Linked DNA regions of Homo sapiens: region 2 is linked to region 1. The links are chromatin loops, found by intact Hi-C in ENCODE. Cell type or tissue: endothelial cell of umbilical vein. All regions are shown on one strand.

What was found. A loop is a pair of places that touch in the nucleus more often than their neighbours do. Peaks named below come from ENCODE experiments on the same cell type or tissue, not always from the same donor. Only the 100,000 strongest peaks of a DNase experiment are listed, where the experiment ranks them.
Region 2: it touches region 1 in a loop (3.0-fold over the local background); 3 of 110 quality-filtered maps call a loop at or near these places.

Annotation. Positions count from the first base shown.
Region 1 is chr12:79,370,293-79,378,292 of GRCh38, forward strand. All of the region lies in intron 9 of SYT1 (synaptotagmin 1), which reads left to right. Among named protein-coding and RNA genes, the nearest start is that of MIR1252, 45 kb to the right of the region's middle. RefSeq lists a silencer at 1-24. In endothelial cell of umbilical vein, a CTCF peak has its summit at 3,797; a DNase peak (open chromatin) is centred at 3,789.
Region 2 is chr12:79,180,668-79,188,667 of GRCh38, forward strand. The region is part of intron 3 of SYT1 (synaptotagmin 1); the gene reads left to right. Among named protein-coding and RNA genes, the nearest start is that of MIR1252, 230 kb to the right of the region's middle. In endothelial cell of umbilical vein, no CTCF peak of the experiment used is centred here; a DNase peak (open chromatin) is centred at 3,554; H3K27ac peaks cover 2,162 bases.

The DNA.
Region 1 (8,000 bases):
AAAATACAGAATTCAAAGAGGACATAACTGTCTGAAAAATGTGAGAAAAGAATTGAACCTACTCTTATTAACTATAAAGACCTGAACTGGGATCCATGAGTATAAGTGATGGAAATCCATACTTGGTTCTTCCCATTTTAGTTCCCAAACAAAAGCTAGAGGAAAGTTTATCAGAAATACTGAGTTAGGGCCGGGCGCGGTGGCTCACTCCTGTAATCCCAGCACTTTGGGAGGCTGAGGCGGGCGGATCACGAGGTCAGAAGATCGGGACCATCCTGGCTAAAACGGTGAAACCCCCTCTCTACTAAAAATACAAAAAATTTAGCCGGGCATGGTGACGGGCGCCTGTAGTCCCAGCTACTCAGGAGGCTGAGACAGGAGAATGGCGTGAACCCGGGAGGCGGAGCTTGCAGTGAGCAGAGATCGCGCCACTGCACTCCAGCCTGGGCGACAGAGCGATATTCCGTCTCAAAAAATAATAATAATAAAAATAAAAAATAAAAATAAAAGAAATACTGAGTTAGGGATGGTACCCTACCTACCTGCCATAGGTTAGGGAATTAACCTATTAAATCCCTCCAATCTTCTAAAGTTTCATTTTAAAACTCTAAAAGATCATGCCCAGCCTAAAGACAACATCAGCCCATGGAAGAGCACATCTATTAAAGACAAATGTATCCTCACCAAAAGTGATTATTTTATTTTTTCCTTAAGATAATACGAATGAAAGACTACTACTGCTAATAATAATTATAGTTATAATCTAGTCAGTGCTTTCTCTGCTGTGCATTTACTAATTTCGTCTTGTTTAATCCTATTCATACTCTCATGAGGTAGGTATGGTTATCCCCATATATGAATGAGAAAACTAAGGTTTGGAAAAGAGACTCGCTCAAGGTCACAAGGTAAAGAAATGGCAAAGGCCCAGCTCCTCACTCCAGCTGCATCTGTTACCTAAGCCTGCCCACTTACTCACAGCTTCCCCCACCTAGACAGTGCACACTGTAATTTCAATTGGCCATAATCCCCAAATCATAGAAACCTCAACTCTAGAAGATAATGAATGCTCTTGAGCAGCAAAATGATCATCAGTTGACTCACAATGAATACTCTCTATAGATTATTTTGACAAAGTAACGCTATCCAACTGTGCCTGCAAATGCCAACACATGCAAATCCCTGCGACTTCATAAACAGCAAATGCCCTAATGAGCTAAAGAAACAATTGCTCTTTATTCATTTTCTTCAGTGTGTTTCTTATTTCTGCTGGAAAATAATGTCCAGAAGGAATTTGTGTTCTATTCAATGACTATAAAAAAGAGGAAGGTTAGTGTTTACAAGTTTACATAATACAAAAAAGAGTGGCCGTGAAACAGTGAGCTGTGGCTTCCTGGTGGGAAGACACTCACATGCAGCCTGTGACTTCCTGGGCAGTTTTAATTTACTTTTAATCATTTCAGAAGTCATGCCTCAGAGGTTTGAGATAAAAAGTTTCATAGCATCTTACCTTTTTCTTTTCTGCCCCTCCTTTTTTAGTTTGGTAAAATGTAGTCCAGAAAAACAGGTGGAGGGGGAAGAGCCAGTTTAAGTATTTGCTCCTCCAGGAAACTTCCCACATATCCTAAACCCATCTTTGTTCTTCTTTACCTTTATACTGTCCACGTTTTTTCACTTGATCACTGACTGTTGTGTTTCTTCAACTGTGTTCTGTACATACCTTTTCTCATTCATGAGAATGAATTGTTTAATCATCAGGGTTGCCAACACCCTCATTATTTCTTTTTCTGTGTTCCCATGGTGCACTGGAGTTATCTCGTCCCATGATTTATCACACACTGTAGGTATTCGTGGCTCTTTCTCTGTGAACTCCTTTAAGGAGACCAACTTAATTCACTTTTGCATAACCGTCATCTAGCATCGCCTAGCACATTGTAGGCCCCCATGAAGAAATTAAATTAAATGAAAACTCGAATAGTTCACTTAATCCCCAGTGTTTAACATATAGTATGAACTGAATTGAAGTAAAGTGAATTAAATTCAATCAGAACAAATCAAAATGAACTGAAATGATTATAAGACATTATTATGTTGGATAAAGTTATCCAGATTATATTTATAATTTGTAGAAAAATTGATTAGCACAGCCTAGCTATGTTGTTGTGTGATTCCTATGATGGACACTCAGGATTGCCCATTATGTTACTACCATAGAAAGGTCAGCAGCCTTTAGGCCCAATATTACAGCTAGTTCTTTAAGCTGAGGCCATAAGGGTAGACACAGTCTAAATCACTGTGTATTGGCTGAGAAATGTAGACCAAACTCCGGAAGGCTGACAGTATTTCTGAACAAGCAAATGATGCTTAAAGTGAACTGAAGCTGTTGATTATACAGGAGGATTCCCCAACAAGTAGATCTAAAATTTCATTTCCAGGGCTAAGTCACCTTCTTGGTCCATGGTTTGCTGTGATCTCAGAGGGAGAGGAAACCATACCCACAACAGCCCCTCATCCCTCCCCTCTCTTCTTATCTCTAGCTTCTAAATAGTTGTCCATCAGCACGCACTGTGCACCCCATCTGAGTTCAGCTGTGTGTTAGGCACCTGAAATTCAGTCAATACCATGAACATTATCTCTCCACTTTTGGGTCCTAACTTCTCAAAAAGGAGACCAACAATAAGTAAGTACCAAAAATATTAATCATAAATGATCACAAATTCTATCAGGCTGTGAAAGAGAGAAATGACAAGATATTTCCCTCATCCAAAAATGTAGACTCTGATTTAGGAGTATAGGCAATTCTTTTCTCAAAATTATATCTCTTTTCATCAAAAAAAGTAATTATTGGTAAACCAGATAAATAAGCATTTTGTAAAAATGAAAATGATTGGGGGAGAGAGGAATATCCTCTCCTACAATTTGTGCTTAACTAGCTTAGGTTTGTCCGATGAGATCAGACATCTTTTAATGTTGATGATGTTCACCTATCAGTAAAACTTTGGGAGCACATTCCTCTTTATACATTTACTTGTAGGTTTGTAAGTGTATATAGACCACTATAGTAATATAAAATGGACATTATAAACTTAAAAGTCAAAAAATGTAAAAGATAAAGCAAAAGTAAACATTTTACAATTTGCTTTATGAATGATAAAAATGTTATTCTCCCTTTAAAATATAATTACTAATTTGTTAATAATAAATATGCCTCACTTTTCTTTAAGATATCTGTTTAACTTTGTAATGTAGCAATTCACAAGCATAATATTAGATTCCATTTATTTCAACACTTAGTTTTATAGATGGTCACATCAAAAAAATGCCTCACAAATGCACAATATTCATAATATTTAATATGAACTTAGTTTGGAATTTACAGAAAATATGTCAATATATCACATCGACTGAAGTTTTTTATTTTTTTTAAATCAAAACTTTTAAAAGCTTAAAACTTTTAAACTTTTAGAGAAGCTTTTAGCCAGCTTCTCTAACCTGAAATAGATGATCATTTTTACCTGTAGGCATGACTGACAGAGCACAGCTGAAGAAGAGGTACCAGCTGGGTCATATTCTCATTTCTCACTCGTGTTTGCATTATCAAGTTTTCTTCAAGCCACAGTTGTTGTTCAGGACTCATTTTAGGCAACATGCTCATTTTGTGAAGAGTAGTTTGGTTACAATTAAATAACATAATCTATAAACCAATTTAACTGGGCTCACATAAAGCGCAATACATAGAAAAATGCTAACAGCAAATAAAGTGCAGGCCCCTCTGGCACCCCACCCCACGGTGGCGCTTCCATGCCACCCTCAGGAAACCTTGAGTACTGCGTGTGAATCATGCCAGAACAGGGGCACCTCTGTGATACTGTACATCAGACCTCAGTAAATTTCCAATCCTTTATTTTTAGAAGAAGAAAATAAAGTAGAAACTCTGGTATTTTCTTCTGGGGTGCCAGAAGTAAATATTTGAATTTCTACTTTATTTTTTCCACACTGGAGATCAGAGAAACTAAAGGTTTCAAGTTTATAAACCAAAAGTCGGCCAGCAAATACATTTTCCTTTCCTTTCTCTTACCAAAGAGAAAAAGATGATATCATGTTGATTAAGTTTTGTCTTTATAGACCAACTATTCATTAACCAGAAGGACAGATCATTGTTATTTATTAATGTGATACCTAATTTTTATTTTAAAAGGGTACACATTCTAACAAATGGTAATTTCTTCATAATTTTCAAAAATAATGCCGGGTTTTAAAAAGAAAAACAGATGATGTAAAGAGGCACTAAACCAGATTAGTTTCAGGACATTCAATGTCACCAGAAGGATAGGAATGGCTGGATGTTGCACCTATAAAGGGAAACACTGGATGGGTAGCAGGATGGCTGCTCACAAGGATTTGAAGAACTACCCTGTGGACAAAAGTATGGAATCACATATTCAGCAAATATGTATTAAATGCCTACTTACTAAGTGCCACAGTGAGGAGCTGGAGAGCTGGTGGTAGTGAGATGGATTTTGTGATACCTGCCTACAAAGAGCTTGGAACGAGCTCAGGGAGATCCACTTTAAAATACTGTGTGATTTAGATTAGGAGTAAACAAACTTTTTTTGTAAAGGACCAGATAGTAAATATTTTAGGCTTTGCAGGCCACATGGTCTCTCGCAACTAAATATTCAACTCTATTGCAACACAAAAGCAGCCACAGACAGTCTGTAAGGAGTAGACATAGCTGTGTTCTAATCAAACTTTTTATTTATGGATACTGATATGCAAATTTCATGTAATTTTATATGTCATGAAATATTAATCTTTTTTATTTTTTTCAACTCTAAAAATGTAAACATTTTCTTAGCTTACGACCTACAGAAACATGCAGCAGCCAGATCTGGTCCACAGGTAGTAACCTGCCGGGAGCTAATTAACAGGATTTCACAAGAGCTCAGAGGAAGAGTACTTAACCTCCACTGGAGATTTCGTGGGCGCTTCCTGGAGAAACCAAGAACCGGGTTGAGGGATTGTGCAGGGCAAAGGGATAGGCCAAAAGGACAGTGAGAGCTAAGGCCTGGTTGTACAAAACAGATCGTGTAGTGTAGAGGAGCTGCTAAGAAATGAAGTTAGAGAGGCAGAGCCCAGTCAGGAAAGTTGAACTTTATGTTCCAGAGGTGGTGAGTAGCCACTGCAGGGATTTAAGCAGGGAGTTTGTGCTGCAAACTGTAACATTAATTCCAGCTCAGGCTGTGGAATCAAACTGACATGATTAGGATCCCAGTTCTGCCACTCACCAAGCATCTGAATTCAAATCATTTTCTTATCCTCTTCAAATATCAGTTCCATCATCTGAAAACCAAAGATAATCCCTACCTTGCTCTTTGTTATTCTCTATTCTTGTACCTGTCTGCTTCACTTATTGCTCATAGTGTCACAACTGGTAATATAAATTTCATTGCTAACTTGTTATTTGACTGATGCCCCCTCTAGATTGTGGGGCCATGTCATCATCCATATAAACCAGGTACCTAGCAGGGCGCCTGACTCAAAAGTACCTGATGAATAAATGGAAAAAAAAAATCAACTCACAATGATAAAGCCAACCATCTCCCACCTTGTAGTTCTATCACTATCCATGCTTGCTTCTTGCCTTACAAGGATAAATATGTTGTATCATTTATTTAAAACTTGGAATAAAGTCATAAAGAAAAATGATTAATCATTTCTATACATCTATCTTATCCATAATGTTTATTTTCTTGAGCAAGTTCTCATTACACTTCATTTTGCCACATGGCTTTTCCTTCTTCCACTGAGACGCACTTCCTCCAAGAAACTTTCTTAATCTAAATGTTACAGGAAAGGGGTCCCAATCCAGACCCCAAGAGAGGGTTCTTGGATCTTGTGCAAGGAGGAATTCAGGGCGAGTCTGCAGTGCACAGTGAAAGCAAGTTTATTAAGAAAGTAAAGGAATAAAAGAATGGCTACTCCATAGACAGAGCAGTCCCGAGGGCTGCTGGTTGCCCATTTTTATGGTCATTTCTTGATGATATGCTGAACAAAGGGTGGATTATTCATGCCTCCCCTTTTTAGACCATATAGGGTAACTTCCTGATGTTGCCATGGCATTTGTAAACTGTCATGGTACTGGTGGGAGTGTAGCAGTGAGGACAACCAGAGGTCACTCTCGGCGCCATTTTGGTTTTGGTGGGTTTGGCTGGCTCCTTTACTGCAAACTGTTTTATCAGCAAGGTCTTTATGACCTGTATTTTATGCTGACCTCCTTTCTCATCCTGTTACTTAGAATGCCTTAGCCGTCTGGGAATGCAGCCCAGTAGGTTTCAGCCTCATTTTACCCAGCTCCTATTTAAGATGGAGTTGCTCTGGTTCACACACATCTGACATAAATGGGCAATTTTCTAGTTTACATTGCAGTGAGCTGGAAATGAAGCAAAATCTTTCCAATGCATAATTCAGGCTAACTTTTAACTTAAATTCACAGGTAGGGTAAATGGCCCATTTCATTAATGATTTACAAACGTCTGCATGCCTCCTTATCTAAATTGCCAAAATACCTTTATATTTCACTGCCCGATATCACATTATAAATTGTAAATATATGACTTATCTATTCATTAGATTTCCAGAACTCTTATTCTAGGGCAAACAAGAAAGCAATAAAATCCATGTTGAATTTTAGCTCATATTTCTCCTTATTGTTCAATTTCATTCATTCGTTCAACAAGTATCTATTGAATGCTTACTGTGTGCCATGTATTGTTAAATCTTCCCTTTTAGAGATGTTTATGTAACATTTTTTGTTTTTTTGTTTTGTTTTGTTTTTTTGAGACAGAGTCTCGCTCCATTGCCCAGGCTGGAGTGCAGTGGCGCAATCTCAGCTCACTGCAAGCTCTGCCTCCCAGGTTCACACCATTCTCCTGCCTCAGCCTCCCGAGTAGCTGGGACTGCAGGCTACCGCCACCATGCCCGGCTAATTTTTTGTATTTTCAGTAGAGACGAGGTTTCACCGTTTTAGCCAGGATGGTCTCGATCTCCTGACCTCGTGATCCGCCTACCTTGGCCTCCCAAAGTTCTAGGATTACGGTAACATGTGTTTTAAGGTGTTTATTTTCTAAATAGCTTAAATCTTAACCACCAATTTATTTTTTTCTTCTATATGTGTTGGTAATTGTGGCCTAGATAAAAGCTCTAGCAATTGTAGTGACAGGACAAAATATAAAAATTCTCAGGGCTATTTAAATTATAAACAGATTTTAAGAAGCACTGTGTGGTGTTTCTGTTATCCTTCTGCTTTCCAAGAGAATATATCTGCATCCTGAAATCTAATCACATTTACTTCAGGCAGAGTTGCTTTTGGAAATTCAGGCTTTGCCCATATTGTCTTTGTTGTATAAACAACTTAGCTTCCCTTTCTCCCTTTTGTTCTAGAATTATTTAGTACTAATTATAGATTGAGAATATCCAGGGTCAGGAAGACCTAGTCCAGGTCTAGGGAGAATCCAGGTTCAGGAAGAGAGGAGAGCATGGGCTTGGTTAGGGACATATTAAGCCTATGACACCAATTAAGACAACAAATGGAGATGTCTAATATGCAGTTAGTCCACCAAAATTATATTCTTATTTCTTAAGTTTTTCAAACTGCCATGGAATAGTCCCTTTTTCATTATCTCAACCATGACAAATTTCTCATATTTATCACTCCCAATACATTTAAAAGGTGTTAGCTAGAGTGTGTTTCTCACTTATTCCTCATACTATCTAATTCTTAAAGCTCTTAACTATATAAAATGCAGGCCATAAGCCATGGAGTTTTCACTCATCCTTATTTTTAATTCACTTGCTAGATTATCAAATTCAAATTCTCTTCTATTAGAAATCTTTGCCTCACTAACTGGAAGAAGCTCAAGTCTTGATTCCTTTATGCAATCCTTCCAATCCAACCCCAGTTTACAGATGTGTGCCTTTTTCCAGGATAAATTTGGAAACCT
Region 2 (8,000 bases), 190 kb before region 1:
CACACTTTTAAATGAGCAGATCTCAAGAAAATGAACTCACTATCATGAGGACAGTATCAAGAGAATGGTGCTAAACCATTCATGAGAAATCACCCCTATGATCCAATCACCTCCCAGCAGGCCCCACCTCCAACGTTGGGTGATATGGTTTGGCTGTGTCCCCCAGCCCAATCTCATCTTGAACTGTAGTTCCCATAATCCCTATATTTCATGGGAGGGACCCAGTGGGAGATAACTGAATCATGGGGGCAGTTACCTCCATGCTGTCCTCATGATAGCGAGTGAGTTCTCTCGAGAGCTGATGGTTTTATAAGGTGATTTTCCCCTCTTCACTCTGCATTCTCCTTGCTGCCGCCACATGAAGAAGGACGTATATGCGTCCTCTCTGCCATGATTGTAAGTTTCCTGAGGCCTCCCAGCCCTGCAGAACTGCGAGTCAATTACACCTCTTTCCTTTAGAAATTACCCAGTCTTGGGTATGTCTTTATTAACACTGTGAGAATGGACTAATCCATCGTCCATTGTAATCCATTGTAAACTAATCCACGTTTACAATTGAACGTGAGATTTGGATGAGGACACAGGTTCAAATGATATCAGTATTTATGATTGCATTTTTCTTGAGCTAATTAAAAATATTAAATAAAACAAAGTCATTCATAACATAGAAATTTGGAGTGGAAAGAAATCTTAGGGATTTACTTTTATGGATCATATTAGCAGAAGGTGAAGTACTGACAATATAAAAATGATTGAATGCATATCACATTGTTTCTTAGAGTATGGATCAATACATATAGCATTTTTGCCACTTTCTACTCAAAATACAATCTTCTCTCCCTTTTTTTTCTTCCAGGGCCCCCACTCTTCTCCATATCAACCGTATACCTTTCTAGATGTCTAATATATTTAAATAGTTCCTGAGACCCTATGATCTGATTTCTCAGTTTCCATTCCCAAGTAGCTAAGTGTGGCAGACCAGGTCATGTGACTGGAACCACTGTGGATTCTCCTCATGAGACACCAATGGGCTTTCACTGCTACTCAGTACTCCTGCTGCTCCAGGCTTCAAATGTCTGAAATTCCCACAATGCCCCTAATCCCTTCTCTTTCAGTTGATAACCTTAGTTTTTAGTTCACATGAAGACCAACAACATCCCATTGTGTTCCTATCAATTCTATCATCCCTTTTCCAGAACATCTTTATTTTCACTCTTTTTTCTCTTTCTCCTAGACAACCCCACCCCTACCTCATCCTCCATGCTCTTCCTCTGGAGCACTATAAGTCATCTCCGTTTTAATTTATAATGTTTTAAATCTTTCTCACTTCTGGTAACTTCTCTTTGTCTACACACATGTATAGGTCTGTAACATTCTAAAGACAGCTTTTCACCATGTTACCCTGAGTTATTACTTTGTCTTTGTCCTTTCAACTGCAAAATTGTGCACTGTTTTAAAATCACAGCTTTTTACTCACTTGTCAAGCCCTTGTAATCCAGCTTCCACTTCATAATGCTGTTCTCTTAAAAGTTTCTAGTGACCTCTAAACTCTAATTTCAATAGTCTTTTACTGGTCTTCATCCTCCTTAAACTCACTTTAATGTTTGGTACTACTGATTGGTCTTTTTTTAACTCCCTTTCTGTGATTTTTTGGGACACTTTGGTGTCATGGTTTTCTTCCTAAATGCTCTTATTCTCTCTTGTTCATTAGTTTGTCCCAACTCCTAAAATTAAGCATTTCCTGAAACATCTTCATAAAGTCTACTTGAGTAATTGACCAGATGAACAACAAGTTGAGGACCATCCATGAGAATATACCTCCTGGACTGTGAAAATAGCATAATGCATCCTGGGGACTCAATCAACAAAGCCTGAGAGTAAAAGGAGAAAAAACTATAGATATGGGTAGGTCCAGATGATATGCGTATAGTTCAAGAACTTTATTTTTTAGACCAACACATATTGCAGTTAATTGCATCAATAGTTTTTAACTGACTGAAAGCAGAGATCTGAACTATAATTTAAAAGCATAAATGTTTACCCTTCTTCTAGCATCTCTGCTGAAAAGATTTTCTTTCAATCTGATAACCTAAAGCAAATTGCATAATATTAGTGTGTCTAAACTGTGCTTAGTTACTTCTCATTAGAAATCAGTTCTGTTACTTCTGTTACTTCTCATTAGAAATCAGTTCTGTTTCCCCATTTTTAAAGGCCTAACAATTTTAAAAAGTTAAATATTGTGTACAGATAATAATATTGTTATAGCTTCATTTGATGTAGGTCAAATTCTGATGCAAACTGGTCCTTGTAATAATCGTTCAGAGTAAGAACCAAATGTGTTATATTCTTTTTAATTAAGAATTTAAGAAATATTTCATCATACATTCATTGCCTAAGTCAGCAAATGTTTATTGTGCACTGACTATGTGGAATTCACTTTTCTGAGCATTAGAGATTCAAGCTAGACAAACTTTTGTCCCCTGGAGCATGCACATTCCATCTGAATGAATTAAACTGGCTGAGATATTATGGTATATGTAGCTTACACATGCAGCACCACTCACTTCGGGAAGAGACAAGTCTTCTGCAGTGAGTGGTGCTGCATAGGATGTACCAGCTTTTAGTGAACACAGTAAGTTGCGCAGACAGGAAGATATTTGTCTTCTGTAGAGAGGAACTGGTTCATCTTTGCCAGTGGTTCTCAACCAGGGATGATACTGCCCCCAGGGGACATGGGCAATATCTGGAGATATTTTTAATTGCCACAACTCAGGGAAAAGGGTGCTACTGGCATTTAGTAATGCTGCTAAACATCCCACAATGCACAGGAGAGCTACCCCCAACCACCAAAGAATTATGTAGTCCAAAATGTCAACAGTGTCAAGGCCAAGAAACCCTTCTCTAGGCTAAAGGGTCTATGTGGCTTAATTACTGGGTTCTTTCTTAGAAGAACATACACCATGCTGTTCCCACAGCCCCTCTCCTCCCTCTTACCGTATAGATGGTCCTTTCAAGCTAATTTTTCTGGCTGTTTTTTGTTCCATGGGTAAACAGAGAATGTTCAGGTTAGATATGTACCTTCTATTTGTTTTTCAAGCTGTTCTCAAGGGTCAATCAATGCTTACTAAAGTTTTCGAGCAAGCACTAAGGTAGTGAGTTCTGTGCCTGCTGGGCATAATTACAGGAAACAACTTTGTTTTTAAAATCTCATAACAAGAAGCACAAGCACAATCCACAAATTACAATTCCTTTGCAGTGTGTTTGTACCCTTAGCAGCTCACAGCAGGGCCACATCATCGTCTCCGCCAGCCACCATTTTTCTAGCTACCTTCCTAAAATATCAGAAACAACAAACTTCCCAGGGTGAGGAAACATCCTGTAGTTTTGCCCACATGGATCAGTATTTTTCCCATTCTGTCATTATGTTGCTATGAAGTAGACAATAAATTATTATGAAAATATGAATAGAAAGAGGAAGTGAGTCATGTAAATCATTATTAGTATTCTATTTCACGTGATGGAAAACTCACAGGGATCTTGGTGTTAGTCCAGAATTCACTCATGTTTTCCCTTTATTTTAAATGCTGAAAAAAACATAGGTTGTAATGTTATCATTGTACTTGTAGAACTATATGACTAGATATGAACTAAGTTACTTGGCAACAGTTGAGCTCCAAATGGAACTTATGCCTTTATTAGTTATGTAACATTAGATACCTCACTTAACCTTTCAAGGGCTCAATTTGGTAATATGTTAAATAAATAAATTGAGCTAGTATCTGGCATGAGAATCCTGGGTTTGAATTTGGCATCATCAGTTTCTGGCCATGTGACCATCAGCAAGCCACCCACTGTGCAGAGAGATTATAATGAGATGAGATTAGCATGGGCATTACAAAGATTTTTGCCATTGCTGTTGTCACCAACAGATAATTATCTTGCATGTGTCTTCTATAGCACAACTGAAAATCACTGTAAACTATATTAAGAGATAATATCCAGCATTCAGAATATCTAAGATGGTCAGAATTAGGTAGGTTTTAAAACTCTTATGTTTCAGCTCTTTCCAAGTCAAATATGAATAACTATAATCCACATCTAGGAGTAGAAGTAAAAGAATGGAAATCTAATTTGCACCCCAGTGGTTTGTGACATCATCTTTATTAACATGCACGCTCTGAGTATTTTAGATTCACTGGGAAACTGTTGATATTTAGAAAGGGAATATTTCTCTTTAAACTGGTAAAGCTTAAGCATCTCCTCTGAAAATTCTTCTATCCCAGGATCTCTTTCCTGACATAAAACTGCATGAGCTGTGTTCTTACCGCAAGAGCATCTTCATTAGCAAACAGAAATGTCACCTAGCAAAAGGAAGTATCAAGAAGCCGGCTCTCTCCACTATGAATTGCCATCTTGGTCTGTACTACTGATCCTCAGGAGCACTAGTTATGCTCAGAAATTGACCTAAGACATTATTTACAGATTCTGTGAATTTCTAATTACCTTTGTTCACAAGAAGTCAATCATCAGTGCTTATGAAGAGTCACCTATTTGAATGACAAATAACTAAGTGCTGGAGATTTATTAAAATGAAATTAAATGCTACTTAAATTATCTTTCACCTATCCATTTGCATTTCTATTTTTCCGACTGTTTTTCTAGCAGTTCTATTGAGCCTGGTAAGGTCTTCACCTCCATCAGGCACTTTTAGGGTTGAATGCACATTGGAGTGATCTAGTGTGAGATTTTACAGAACAACTATTCCACCTTTCCAATATCCCTTCTGTGTTAGATTTCTCCAGAGTACACAGATAATAAGTGGCCACATTATATCTTGTTATATAAGTTTGCACTGCAGAAGGAATGGTCTGAGTCTTCAAGGAGCTGACATCTTTATTAGAGACAAAAGACAAATATATGTTAAAAAAAGAGTAGCCCATTCAAAAAAAGAAATCAGTCCATTACAGCAAATCTTCATTATATCAGCTAACTACTAGCAGTATGGACTGAAAATATGGATCAGTAGTATGTATATAGAAGTGACTTGAAAATATCCATAATTACATACCAGTTCCACTGAACCAAGTAATGTATCATGTAATGATTATTTTATAGCAAAGTTAACTATACAGGCTTTTTCTATAAAATATGTCCTATATTTCCACTAATGTCCATTAGAAAATGAGAGATACTCTCCATTTTTTAAATCTTCAACATTTTTGGCCAAAAAAATATTTAAATGCAATCCTGCAGCATGTTAAGAATTTAACTGTTTTACTTTCTGACATTTTAATTCTCAAAAATAGTTCATTTGGTGTCATAGCATTTTTTATATCTTTCTTTGTTCAAGAAGCTGCTTCTGTCACCTTTTCCCCTGACACCAAAGGATTTTCTTTATATTCAAGGATCCCCTCAAATTTACATCTTCTAAAACTTTCCTCTCATCTTTCTTTGCATGTGATTTTCTGGTATCTTCTGGATTTTACTTATTTCATAAGTATAAAATTTTTATGAGTAATATGACATAAAGTTCAATTACTTTATCAATTCTAGACATTCAAATTCCTCTTATATATTCTACCTCACTTGCATGATACCTATGTTAGTTTGTATTTTATTTATATTTGTTGCACAAAGCCATTACTTTGTAAAAAGTATTCTTATACTATACTGGAAAAAGTGTAGAAAACCTGGGTTCTAGTCTTACATTGCTTGACATTTTCTTTCATCAATATTAGAATGGGAATATTGTACTTGATTGTGTTCCTTTGCCCATAACTTTTTAATTGTGTGTGTTTTTTATATTCATGGGCATTTCAATTTATTATCCTCCCCAGGTCTAGAAAGCAAATTGAACTTTTGAAACTTTTTCTTTGAGAGAAAGGAAGTAATTTTATTCATGATATCCATTTCAGTTAGTAAAAATGTCTTTAAGCAGCTAAGTGGCTCCCCAAAGATTAAATGTCCAATAAGTGAAAAAATCGGAAGTAGACTCCTGGCCCCCTGGTTTCCCACATCAAAGACTAGCTGCCAGATACATTTCCTCCTACCAGATTTCTCTTGAAATTGTAATTTGTCATCTTCTGAGTAGTAGACAATGAAGGCCTAAGATTTATTTTCCTTGCAAGTGAATAATTAGTGAATGTCAATTTCATGTTTTTTTCAATCTGTGTGAAAGTCAAAAATAGTCACGTTAATTATACTTAGCAGGCACTTTTCTGTGATAATACACCAATTCCTGGAGATGACAAATGTAAATAATATTTACTCCTTAAAAGGTAATCTAATCTGGTATTATTTATAAGTTCATTTAACATTGTCTTCCTTATAGATAACTTCAATAGTGTTTTACTAATTAGATATAAGAAAGACAGTCCCCTCATCTAAACATTATTTTATTTACACTTGCTTTTAGGTTTTTATTGTTTCTTTATTTTCTTCTACACCCCCTTACAGCACAAGGTATCTCAAACCTCAAGCAGCTACCATCTGGCTTGTTTTATATAACTCTCTCAGCCCATTCAAGTGGCAATACACCAGCGAAGAATAAAAAGATATATATTGGATGGAGCCCAAGAACTGCACCCAAAATAGCTTTTTAAAAGTCATTGAGCATAACAGTGGGAATAATAGGAAGGTCTTAAGCGGCAGCTGCTCAGAGAGCACTGGAATAATTCTCTCATCATCTTGCCACAGGTATCGTCCAGAAAGCAACGCTCCTAGCACCTCCACTTTCTTTTTCACTTTGGTTTTTATGTCTATCTTTAGTTTTTATGTCTATCACTCAAATTGCAACAGCTGACAAGCACCTGGGATTTAATTCCTGCCGGATTTCATACATTCACATTAATTTTGGTAATTTCCCAATTGTAACAGTGAGAACCTTCCCCAATTTGGGTGAGCAGCTTTAATATTTCATTGCATATTCATGTATCACCTCACGTTATTTTTAGTTTCTAAAAGAGATAGCAGACGAGGCTTCATAAAAGATTAGTAGGAGCCCTAGAAATAGCTTTATCACTATTCCAGTATATTTCTTTTTTCTTTTCCTGAGAGGGCAGAAAAGGATTCCCTTCAAAGAAGGCATATTTGGTAGTGAACAAAAGGGAACCTTCCCAAGACCACTAGCAATCTCGCTGATATGTTGGAATGTCTAATTTTGATTCTCTCAAGACAGCCTACCACAATGCCCCTGTTCAGCTATTGTAGGGCACAAGCTAATCTTTACATTCTGTTTCCTTCCTCCCAATTCTTCTCATTTGAATTATTTAAGGAATATGTCATGTTTCATTATTTCTACATTTCTTTCACTGAACTATCAAGACTTGGGAAAGAAACACGTCTTTTTAAAAAACACACACATGTACAGCACAGGTTATTCCTTTTCCATTTCAAATAATTTATTCGCATTATATTGGTGTCTTGTAAATTTCATATTTATTGTGCTGCTTTTTAAAATAATTTTTTAAAGTGAAATTTCCTATTCCAGTTCCCTTTTTCATCCAGAGATTTTTATAAGATCATATAGCATGTAATACAGTAAAAAACTCAACATACCAGAATATATTTTTAGAATAGAGACATTCTACAAATGGCAGGAGATTTTTTCCATTTTATGCCTTATGAAAAATGGATTTGGAACTTATAAAAAATGTATCTGGAACATCTGAGTGCAAGATTTTTGATTGGATTTTAGAATTCAGATCTATGATTTAAAAGCAATTTCTTCCTTTCTGAAAGTGTCCATGTCAAATTGATTTTTAAGGAGAAAGAAATGGTGTAATTTGGATTTTGAACCCTTTTCTCAGGACTTAGATTGTTTTCATTTATCTTGACTTCCTTTATCTTTATTGCATCCTCATGGAGTTGGAAAAGCATGTGTTTTCACAACTTTTTTTTACAAGGGTTGACCACAGGCAAAGCCATAAATAAGGCTTTATTCTTTGTTCCATTTCACCTTTCTAGCTTCACATCTATTCAATGCCAATGTGGCTTTCTAG